Linked DNA regions of Homo sapiens: region 1 is linked to region 2. A link is a loop called in an ENCODE intact Hi-C map of the cell type or tissue named here. Cell type or tissue: PC-3. All regions are shown on one strand. Links, peaks and the distances in the headings refer to the core of each region. The heading gives the core; the rest is flanking DNA.

The links. Hi-C counts contacts between places; a loop is a spot of excess contacts. Peaks named below come from ENCODE experiments on the same cell type or tissue, not always from the same donor. Only the 100,000 strongest peaks of a DNase experiment are listed, where the experiment ranks them.
Region 1: a loop joins it to region 2, with 2.0 times the contacts of the local background. A loop is called at or near these places in 1 of 110 quality-filtered maps.

Annotation. Positions count from the first base shown.
Region 1 is chr5:125,192,224-125,197,615 of GRCh38, reverse strand. All of the region lies in intron 4 of LOC101927421 (a long non-coding RNA gene), which reads right to left. Among named protein-coding and RNA genes, the nearest start is that of LINC02240, 300 kb to the left of the region's middle. In PC-3, for the core only: no CTCF peak of the experiment used is centred there; no DNase peak of the experiment used is centred there.
Region 2 is chr5:125,275,104-125,280,495 of GRCh38, reverse strand. The region is part of intron 4 of LOC101927421 (a long non-coding RNA gene); the gene reads right to left. Among named protein-coding and RNA genes, the nearest start is that of LINC02240, 220 kb to the left of the region's middle. In PC-3, for the core only: no CTCF peak of the experiment used is centred there; a DNase peak (open chromatin) is centred at 2,775; H3K27ac peaks cover 1,439 bases.

The sequences.
Region 1 (5,392 bases), core at 99-5,098, 83 kb after region 2:
TGCCTTTCCACAGCAGTAAAACATATGCTGTTTGCTGCCTAAGTAGATGGGTAATGTAAGCTGTGATGTGGAGAGAATTCTTCTCTTATCCGTTCTCTCTGAGGGTGTAGTTACAGAAACATATATATGTGCTTTTATCTGTGATAAGAGCTACCATCTGCTAGCTGCAATGTGCACAGCTTACCGTCTGAAGTGCTTATACATATTATGAAAACACACAGCTTTTGTGTATGTTGAGAATACATATAGACTCTGTTCTAATAAACCAGAATATTAGCTTTTGAATATGTCAGATCGATGCAAAATATAACCATAATTATGGACAAGAACGATTAGAGCTGGCACGTTGCCATGTGTGTATTTATGCCAGTAGCATCTTTGAGATCTTTTAATATTGCATTATTTGCAACCTCTTCCTATGAGATAGTTATTTTAGAAAAATGGACCCTTTTCAATGAGGAAAGGCTTTTGCTTCATTCAAGGAGCAAAGTTTCATGCCAGGGATACCAAATCCCTGGGATATGGGCTCCATATACGTGAGCAACGGGAGAGACTGAGACCGCGCGACAGAACATATAAATCTGAGTTACTTTGACCTTTAATCCAGGAGAGCACGAAGAGAAATGCACTAGGAAGGTTGGTTTGTAGCTGTCTGGAGACTGATAAGCTGTAATAAAGGTGCACTCAGTTGCAATTCATCTAAAGCTTCCATTGCTATCATCCTCCTTTTTCGATTTTTGTTACCTCGAGTACTTATCTAAATCCCTTTCAATGCCAGCTTGAATGCACTTTGTGTTCTCTCCAACTGTGACTAGGGCTGTCTGTGTGCGTCCGTGTGCTACAGCACACTCTCTTTCCCCTTGTTTGACAAGAACCAATGCCAACACCTAATTAAGGATAAGCCACAGAGCTCTCGGCTTTATCTTTGTCAACTGCTCCATTCCTAGCTTTCTGCCTAGTTGAGTTTTTAATGACATAAGCAACAGTTCAGTTCAGCATTCCTCAGGCCCGTTCCAGATCTCAGTGACTAAATATGGCAAGCAGCAACAGCGAAAAGATGCTGGCCCTTTGTGCCCCATGTCCTGTGAACACTGGGGAAATAGGGCCACACTGGCTTCCATGTGTTATCTGCCCACTCTGCACCTGCAGTGCGGACATGCAGGGAGGAAAAATTCACACGATGTCTCTCTCAGAAGTTTTCCAAATCTTCCAGGCACTTAATTTATGAAGAAGTCTCATCTGTTTCAATTTCATATTACATTGTATTAAACATTCTAACTCAATTTTGCAAATGTAAGAGTTAATCATTCCCTAAAACTCTGGTGAAATCAGATTAAGATGCCTGTTACTTCCAAACAGCCAATTCACTGTATATTTTTAAAATAAAGTATGGCGTGTGTGTGTGTGTGTGTGTGTGTGTGTGTGTGTGTGTGTGAGAGAGAGAGAGAGAGAGAGAGAGAGAGAGACAGAGACAGAGACAGACAGAGAGTGAGAGAGAGAGAGAGAGAGAGAACAGAGGAGCTTCTACCATATTTTCCTGTCTATACTTTTCCATTATACTAGTAGAAGTGCAATCCTTTTCCTGGAAGGTGAGATTCATTGTTAGTTTTAAATATGTGCATTTGCATTTCTCTTTGTTCTCTGACCTTGGTTGAAGCTTAATGTTTTAAATGATCATAGAACTGTCACAAGGCATGGAGTTATCTCAAGACAATATTTGCTGAAAGATCATTGAAACAAAATATATCCAAATTGTGTGTATCACTGGTGTTGGTGTGATTTTTGACAATGTTAAAGGCACCTAGATTCAGTGGGGGAAAAATTGATTATTTGTTGCATTTTCTATTGCTGCTTTGCTTCAGCTTTATGTTTTCTTTAAAATTACAAAACATTTTTTGTTCTGACTTCAATATCATCTCTTTTTTCAATTCACTTGGATGTGTTGACTCCATTCAAACTTTTGTTTTGTTTTGTTTAACTTGTAATTTTGGATGTCAAGAGAAAAAAGCACATCAGCATTTTATCTGCAGACATGGAGGAGGTGAAATATTCTTCCAAAAGAAGACGACGTTCGTAAATGCAATTATTCAATAATTCTATTTCACAGACAATTCCGGGTTGGTCCCTATGTGATCCATAATATGCTAGGTATAGAATGAATTTTAAAAAATGATAATCCCCACATGGTAGGAATTTAGAGTCCAATTAAAGATATAAAATATTTTATATCCAACATGTCTTTATGTGACTCTTTGGAAATAGCAGTAAATCTCGGCAAATATTTTAGAGTCTTAAATAGGATATACTTGTTCCCTTTCTTCCTGAGTTGATCAACCCAGTCCTATCTACAAAAGCAAAATGAAAAATTGAGTCTCTTATCTACTCTATTTAAACCAAACATTTGCTTTTGCCCAAGTTATCTGAATATTTCGGATAAAACTTTTGCTCACTCAAGTGATTCAGGCCTCAGTGCTTTCTGCCTGCCAGTAGAGACAGCATCCCTTCTGAATGCGGCCCCAGCACGTCAGAGGCAGTGACACTACCTGCACCTGCCACCGCTCCTTTGGGATTCCAAGCTGATGCTTTTGATGTTTCTTCTGATTAACATGGTTTTTCTGAGTGGTGGTGATGGATTTGTACTAAAACATCTGTACTCTGTTATAAAGCACCCTGGGAGACTGAGGCAGCTTGGTAAGATGACCGTGGAGAGATCTGTGTGCGTTCTATGACCACAAAATTGAGTATTTCTCTTCCCTGCATTAATAGGACCACACTGAAATAATAGTAATCAGCTTTACCTCTGACTAATTCATCCATCTCCTCAAAGCTAATATTCTAAAATACTGTACTGTCAGAAGGTAGCAAATGCAGACTTCTCAATAGTTTAGTTCACCTGAGAGTGTGAGGGATTGGACACAGGCAACATCTTCTATAACAGGCCTATTCCTAAACTTGTGCCTCTCTAGCTATCTAGAGAAAATCAGAAATGTCATGTGATCAAGATCTGCAAATTGCATACGGAATTTCTCAGTTGTTGGGTGGGTCTCTCACCATAGAAATATCCTGTCTAAACTCTGCAATAATAACAGTCTGTCCAGAAAAATATGAATAAAACCTCTTTAAGGGTATTATATTGATCCTAGAATTATTGTACTTCATAAAACAATAAAAAAGCTACAGTCTTTCATAATATAAACTGAGTCTTTGTTGAAATAAATAATTTTCTGATGCAAGTACACTGGGTCTAAACATGTTAGCCAAAAGTGAGCTGAACCAAAAAAAAATGGATATTATAAATTAAAAGTTTGGATTTTGGTCTAAATATGTTAGCCAAAAGTGAGCTGAAGCAAATAAAAATGGATTTTGGAAATTAAAAGTTTGGATTTTGCAAATTAAATGACATATTTTTTCTATAGGTAGAAGTAGCAAATGATGTTTTCTTATTGAACTTTCACATTATAATCATAATGATTTGCTTTTTTACACAAATAAAGCTGGAGTGCCTATTGCATCAGTGGTTAATAGAGAATTGCCTATGTTCTACACATGAAGAGTCCCATTTAAAAAATTCTTATACTGATAAGAATTTTTGATTATGTTAATATCAATTAGAAAATTAAAGTATTTTATGAAAAATGCAAAAGCAATACACATATTTGAAAATTACTTTGAACAAATTACATATAGATTTTTTTAATTGTATACCAAGTATAACCAATATATTTTTCATTTCCTAACATTTATGAGCATACATTGCAGTCTATAGGTTAAGCTAAGCTTCTCTGTACATGGCCTGATGGGTTGTTACACCAGTACACTTTTTCTGTATATTCAGGCTTGGGATTAAGTATTACACAATGCTAGTTCTATATAACCTTTATTTACATACGTGTTCCATTGAATTTACCCAATGGAGTAAACTGAGTTTGGCATTCATAAAAGAGTTCTATTTTCTAAGGATAATTATACTGTTGTTGCTTTGAGACTATACATAAATATTTATTTCATATAATCTAAGAAATTCAAATTTATATTAAAAGTAGATTCACTATTTATAAGGCTACCTTTGATCTGATTAAACACATGCAAGAGTAATCCATCTACTTATAAGATCTGTCTAAAAGCCATTGTTTTAATACAAAAGATGACCTATTTGTTCTGCTAGACAAAAGTATACGTGGTGTAGGTCGATAATTAACTTCCCCAATGTATACATTTCCTAAGTCAGTACCTTAAGCTGCTTATACTCAAAAATAAATGAACTGCATAGTGAAATAAATTGCTATGACTAAAACGTAACATCATGTGTTGTTCATCGCTAGATTGGAAGTATCAGTGCAAATCTTTTATAACGAGAACACCAACATGGAGATGTAGGTTGGTTTCACCTCCAGCTGAATCTGATGTCAGTGTGGTAATTACCAGGACCAGTCAATAATACCTCTCCTCAGTATAATTGCAAATCCAGAACAACCATGACCAGAATGAAATTGCTTCAGAACAATCAATAGGAATCTTCTGATTGTATTCCCAGGTGTATGCATCAAATATAAAGAGGAAAACTGTCCATTCAAGAAAAGGTCAATTTTATAAATAAAAATTCTGTATAAAAGTCATGTTATGTTTTATGTTCTTTCCAGGAAAAAGAGACTAAGTATATTGGTTAGTTGCCCATGGAAGGAAAGTGTGTAGCAGGGAATTCATCAGTGGACAAATAACAATGCGAGAAAAGCAAGAATATTTTTTGAATTAAAGATTTACAAATGGCTGAAGATAAGCTAGCCAATTCAGCAAACATCTTCCTGCTATTTTGAAACACAACTTTGAACTTAAAACTAAAATTCCTGTACTCTTTGGTAAGCTCTCAGTCATTAAAGGGGCTTGTTAACTAATGAGTCCCATAAGCTGTCAGTTTCATTAGAAAATAAGATTAGAGCTATTAATTTCCTATCATAAGCATGTAATAATATAGGTTACTTGAAAGGGCCAGTGTCCCATCTGTTCAGATCAGTGCTCCTTAAACTGGGGGCGTCAGAATTACCAGGGAGAATGAGAAGATTAGAACCACAGAGTTACTGAGCTATGCAAAAAACAAAAATAGCTGTTTGGTGATAATGAACTTAGGCTAAGTTACATTGTCTCACTTCTAGCCAAACAAGAGCATCTTCAGGTCTAAGAATATTGGAACTGGATTCCACACAAGTTTGGCCATGCTAATGGCACCATGATGCTAAGGGGAGAGCGGAGTGGTCTTCCATACCCACTGGTCTCCTGCTGGTTCCCCTACTCCCAGGGCTATGACAGAAACGTTCCCTGATCTTTCTGTTGTAAATAATCTCTCCTTCCTCAGTGCTCCACTTCACTCAGACTCTATTTACAAGTGTCTATTTAC
Region 2 (5,392 bases), core at 338-5,337:
TACCTATTTTTGTAAATTTTATACTCCTATAAAAATATTTTTTCTCTAACATGACATTTTAAAACTAGAAGAGGCCTTTGAGGCACCTAGACCAAAACCCAAAATTCTTTTTTCTCATTACAAAGAAAGAGTAATAGAGCCATGAAGTCATACCTGAAACCCACATATCCTGACTTCCCATCTAGCTCTTTTTGTAGGCCTGTGTATAATCTCAAACTATTCTTATTCCTCAACTTCTGGCTTTAGTCCATAGGTAAGGCAACTATTAATTTCCTGTAGGTAAAAGGGTTATGTACACTTGAATTTTGAACAATTTCCTTGCAATTAATTTTTCTCCTGGAGTCCAAGAATATAGCTTGGGAGCTAAACTTTTTAAAGTTATTTGAATGGCACTGTCTCATTCTGTCTCTCTTTCTCTGCTCTTTCTGTCCCTTCCCCCTTTCTTTGCTCCCTTGCCTCCTCTCATCTCTCTCTACTCCCCTTTTGTCTTTCCCTGTCCCCACTTCCCCCACCCCTCTTTCCAAAACCTTCTAAAATTTGATCGCAAAAGTTAGTGCAACAAGTTTTGTTCCTGTTTTAGTTCACAGCTGATTGTAATGAGCCATTATACTTACGACTTTTGAATTGTATTGCTTCTTCATTTGTGTAAAAACCCTACTAAGCAGCAGTTTGTACACTGGTGACAGCAACAGAATCATGTGTTATTTTCTGAAAGATGTGGTGAGATGGAAGTACTGGAAGTATGCTACCACTCTGGCATGACACATTCAGTTTTCCCTTGCTAATTCATATATTTTTTCAATAAGGTGTTATTAGCCAATCTTGAGGAGCTGAGACAAAAGATGATGTGATTCAGGATCTAGTGAAATGCCAAACTATGCATCTTTCAGAGTTTTGCAGATAGAACATCGTCCATTCATTAACTATTCAAGGAACTACTCTGTGCCAGGTACTGTACTAGACATTAATGATACAAAGGTGGATGAGGCACAGATTCTGCTTTGAGGAACTCATGCTTCTTTAGGACGATGGAGAAGTAAGCCCAGATAATGTATGAGCTCAGCAGTGGAGCATATCACTTAGCAGAGGAGAAAGGGGACTTTAAAAATTATCAGGAATGATTCCTGAAGGATGTCACAGTTAAACTGCCTCTAAGGATGAATAGGGGTTAGCATGTAAAAGATAGAAGAGAAATCTAGGTCGATGAATATCATTTACAACAAACTGATGTTATGACAATAAATGTCCTTCCTGTTCTTGGAACTGCAATGAACAAAAATTTATAAATTTTAGGCAATGTTTTTCAACTCCCAAAACAAGGTAAGGAAATTGCAATGATGTCCTCTGTACTAAAGAATCCAGCTACAGAGTTCTAAGCCTGCTCCCTTTTTATGTCCAATTGGATAATTCCAAAAGGTATTATTATTTGCCACACTTGCTCTATTTACCACTTTTTCCTCACCAAACACACATAATCAGCAGCTGATAGTGGAAGAGATGGGGGAAGGACACAAAGGGGAGTACAATGGAGAGATGACTGAGCATGAAGTCAGCAGTCTAAAGCCCACCCACAGCTCCAACCGTCTCCCAGTCTCTGATCTTGAAAATAGCATTGAACCCCTCTGCACTTCAGTCCGCTCAGCTTTTCATTGGGACAGAACAATATCTTTACTTCTTGACAACATAATGAAGAGTAACAAATGAGAAATAAGGAAGTAATATAGAAAGTGTACAGCATTCTACAGATATAAGATATTACTATCTATATATAGGGTACATATAACAGCCCCGTCTGTGCAGAAATAATGCACACATCCATCTATATGCCAAGGGAATGAAGGGAGCATGTGCTGTTTCCCAAACTGATAAACCCCATGTCTGTTCAGTACATAGGTTCTGTACATTTCCTTTATAGTTCTTCATACCTGTAATAGTTAATGTTCACTTTCTCTGTTAGGTCTGAGATTGTATTATTCACTACCATATTCCCTGCACCTAGTAAACTGCCTGGGAATATGCTAGAGGGGAGGAACCGACATAGTTCTCAGTAAATCTAGTCTGACTAAAGAATGAAGGTTTTAAACCTGAATTATATGGGTTTAAACGGGTCAGCATTTTACTAGCTCTGGAGACATAATATTTTAATTGTACACAAAGCAATATTTGATTGAAGAGATTAATTTCCAGTGGCTTTTCTTACATGGTAGTTTTGGCCAGCTTTGATCCTTTTTGAACATGCATAGGAGTACTCTCAGCCACATTCCATTTCTTCAATGCACAGTTGTTAGATATCTACAATATAGGTTTATGGCATTTAACTATGTTCTGTGCAGAGAAACAAGAAGTATTTAATTGAAGCCTCCTATCCGTATAAAGTTATCTGGCCATTCAAATTAACGAGTGTTCAAGAGTGCAATGAGGAGTTCAGGCCAAAACAGTACAGTAGTTTAAAGGAAGGAAAGACATGGGCTAGTTGGGGAATGATTTCATGGTGCATTAAAATAATAGCCAATGTTTATTGACTTCTTGCCAAGTGCCAGGCATTGGCCTAACTCTTTTATACATATTAACTCATTTAATGCTCACAACAACACTTGACTTAGGTACCATTATATTCTCATTTTAAATTCAAGGAAATCATGGCTGACTGTGGCTTAGTAACTTGCAAATTTCCATAGCAATAGAGCTAAATCTGAACCTACGCAGTCTCACTCCAGCACCTACACTCTAAATCACTATAATATGCCTCCTCCAATAAACCTTCAGGGCTGAGTCAGATGTGATTAGTCAGAGAAAAACAAATAAGAATGGGGGAAGAGTGAGTAAGAGCAAAGGCATGGAGGTAGGATAAGAATAGCCCAGTCAGAATGTAGGTGTATTAGGCCATTCTTGCACTGCTATAAAGAAATACCAAAGACTGGGTAATTTATAAAGAAAGGAGGTCTAATTGGCTCTTGGTTCTGCAGTTTGTATAGGAAGCATGGTGCTGGCATCTGCTCAGCTGCTGGGGAGGCCTCAGGAAACTACAATAAGGGTAGAAGATGAAGGGGAAACAGGCACATCACATGGCTAGCACAGGAGCAACGGGGTCGGAGCTATACACGTTTCAACAACCAGATCTCATGAGCACTCACTCACTATTGGGATGACAGTACCAAGAGGATGGCGCTAAACCATTCATGAGAAATCTGCCCCCGTGATCCAACCACCTCCCACCAGACCCCCTCTCCAACATTGGGGATTACAATGGAACATGAGATTTGGGTGTGGATACACACCTAATCCATATCAGTAGGATTACAGCTGAGCAATAGCAGAAGTCTGATCTGGAAAGTTCAGATGAACTGATGCTATGAAGCCTTGAAAGATAAACTGAATAACTAGTAGAGACTGATTAATGAGAGTTCAGCCAAGTTTAAATATGTTAATACAGTGATGTGCAGAGGTATGCAATAGAATCTGTGCCTTCTGGCCTTTGAGGCAACTTTACTTTTCCAGAAAGAAGAGCATGCCCATCTCTGAACATTCTGCTTTGGCTGCCTCACAGCCATCCCTTGCCCTCTTCCTAACAGCCCTGATTTCCATGTGGGCATCCATCAGGCTCCATAGCTGGAGAGGGTGAATGAGGCTAAGCCAATCAGAGACTCTGGGCTCTCTGACAAAAGAGATAGTCAAATCTGCATTACCTTCAGACTTTTCCTTGAGGTGTTTAGACAAACAATGGGGTTGAGAGTAAGAATATAAGGCCAGAGGAGCTAGGCCAGGAATAAACCCGACTCACAGGGTAGAGCACAACAATGAGAAATGGAGCTCAGACTCTCATGATATCATTGATCTATGAATCCCACATGCCTGAAGCCCACCCAACTTCTGAACTTTTCAGAAAAGTGAACCACTATATTCTCTTTGTTATTTAAGCAGGTTTGAGTAGGTTATCTATTACTACAATAAAATAGTAAGTAATACACTGCTTCATGATAAGGATTTCACCTTGATTTTAGGACAACTAGAAGCTCTCTCTGAGCTGGGTGACACAGCTCATAATATTGTCTCCTTCTTTTCATGACCTGCTCTTCAGGACATCACCTGGACAAATCCCAGTGATTTTTTACAGTTCAGCCCTGAAGCCTCAAATCCCAAGTCAGTATCATCTTTCGCAGGACTGCTGACATCTCTGCAATCTGGAGCTTATAAAGACACTGGGGTGACCGAGGAATAGCTGTATATCATCCCCAGGGTTTTCACATCAAAGGACCCAGTGGAGGCCTCATCCTGTTCAAAATGACAAATTAAAATGAATCCCAGAGCTTTATTCTCTAAGAACATAAGACATGTTTTCTTTTTGAACATTTCATTGCACTGTCTTCAGAATCAAGCTCTCTAAAGAATGTTATTATACCTTGAGCTTCTTGACACATTTCCTAATAATTTGAAGCTTCTGACATTTATACAATAAAAGATTGCGCTCTGCAAAAGAAAAAAAAATCAATGAATCTTTTTGGCAATCGTCCTAAATCTGTAGAGATTAAGTTCACTTCCCAGACATTGCTATTTCATATCAAACACAGAGTCACGCAGTATAATTAAGATAGTTGTAGAACCATATATTTCATGCCCTAGCTGTCTGCTTTAAACTATCTTGGGAAGTTCAGAAATAATAGGGAAGCTACATCTTAACCAGAGTAATTACATTTGCTAAGCAGAATGGGATGAGCAAGAGCTATGTAAAAGAATAAAATAAATCCACCACAAAACCAAGAACTTCTACATTCATTCTGATATATAAACCTTGTTGATAAAAAAGAAAAAAAAATAAAGGGAATAAAAAGAAGAAAGGCTCACCTCCAGTTACAACTCCCAGGAGAATGACAGCTATTATTTCCTATTGAGTTGGTACTTACCACACAGAGCCTGAACAATTCATACAGAAAAATAAACCATAACATTCCTGTTTATTATTACTTTAGCTGAGAGGTGGTGACATTAAACAGTTCTGCACTGCTGCTATAAATCAGCAGGCTAGAGATGTTCTCAGCATGGGACTAGGACTCCTTGGAAACCACTCTCAACAAAGCAACCAGCTGTCAGAATTCTTCAAATTAAACTGTTATTACAGTAGTATTCATTAGTCAGTTACTGGCTATTAAGATATTTTTATATCAGCACCATTGACATTGGCTGTTGCTTTTTAATATGCAAGTTATATATAAACATGATTCAGTGGCTCATGTGAGGATGACAGCCTCTATTAGAGCTTGGTGTCCCCTGTCTAAAGGCTGCTACAAAGGGTTGCTGTCTTATCTGTGCACACTTAAATTTCTCTGGGAAGCTGGATGTTTGTTCTGGTGGTTGGAGTGGGGAGAGGGCTAGTAATAATATATTTCAACACTAG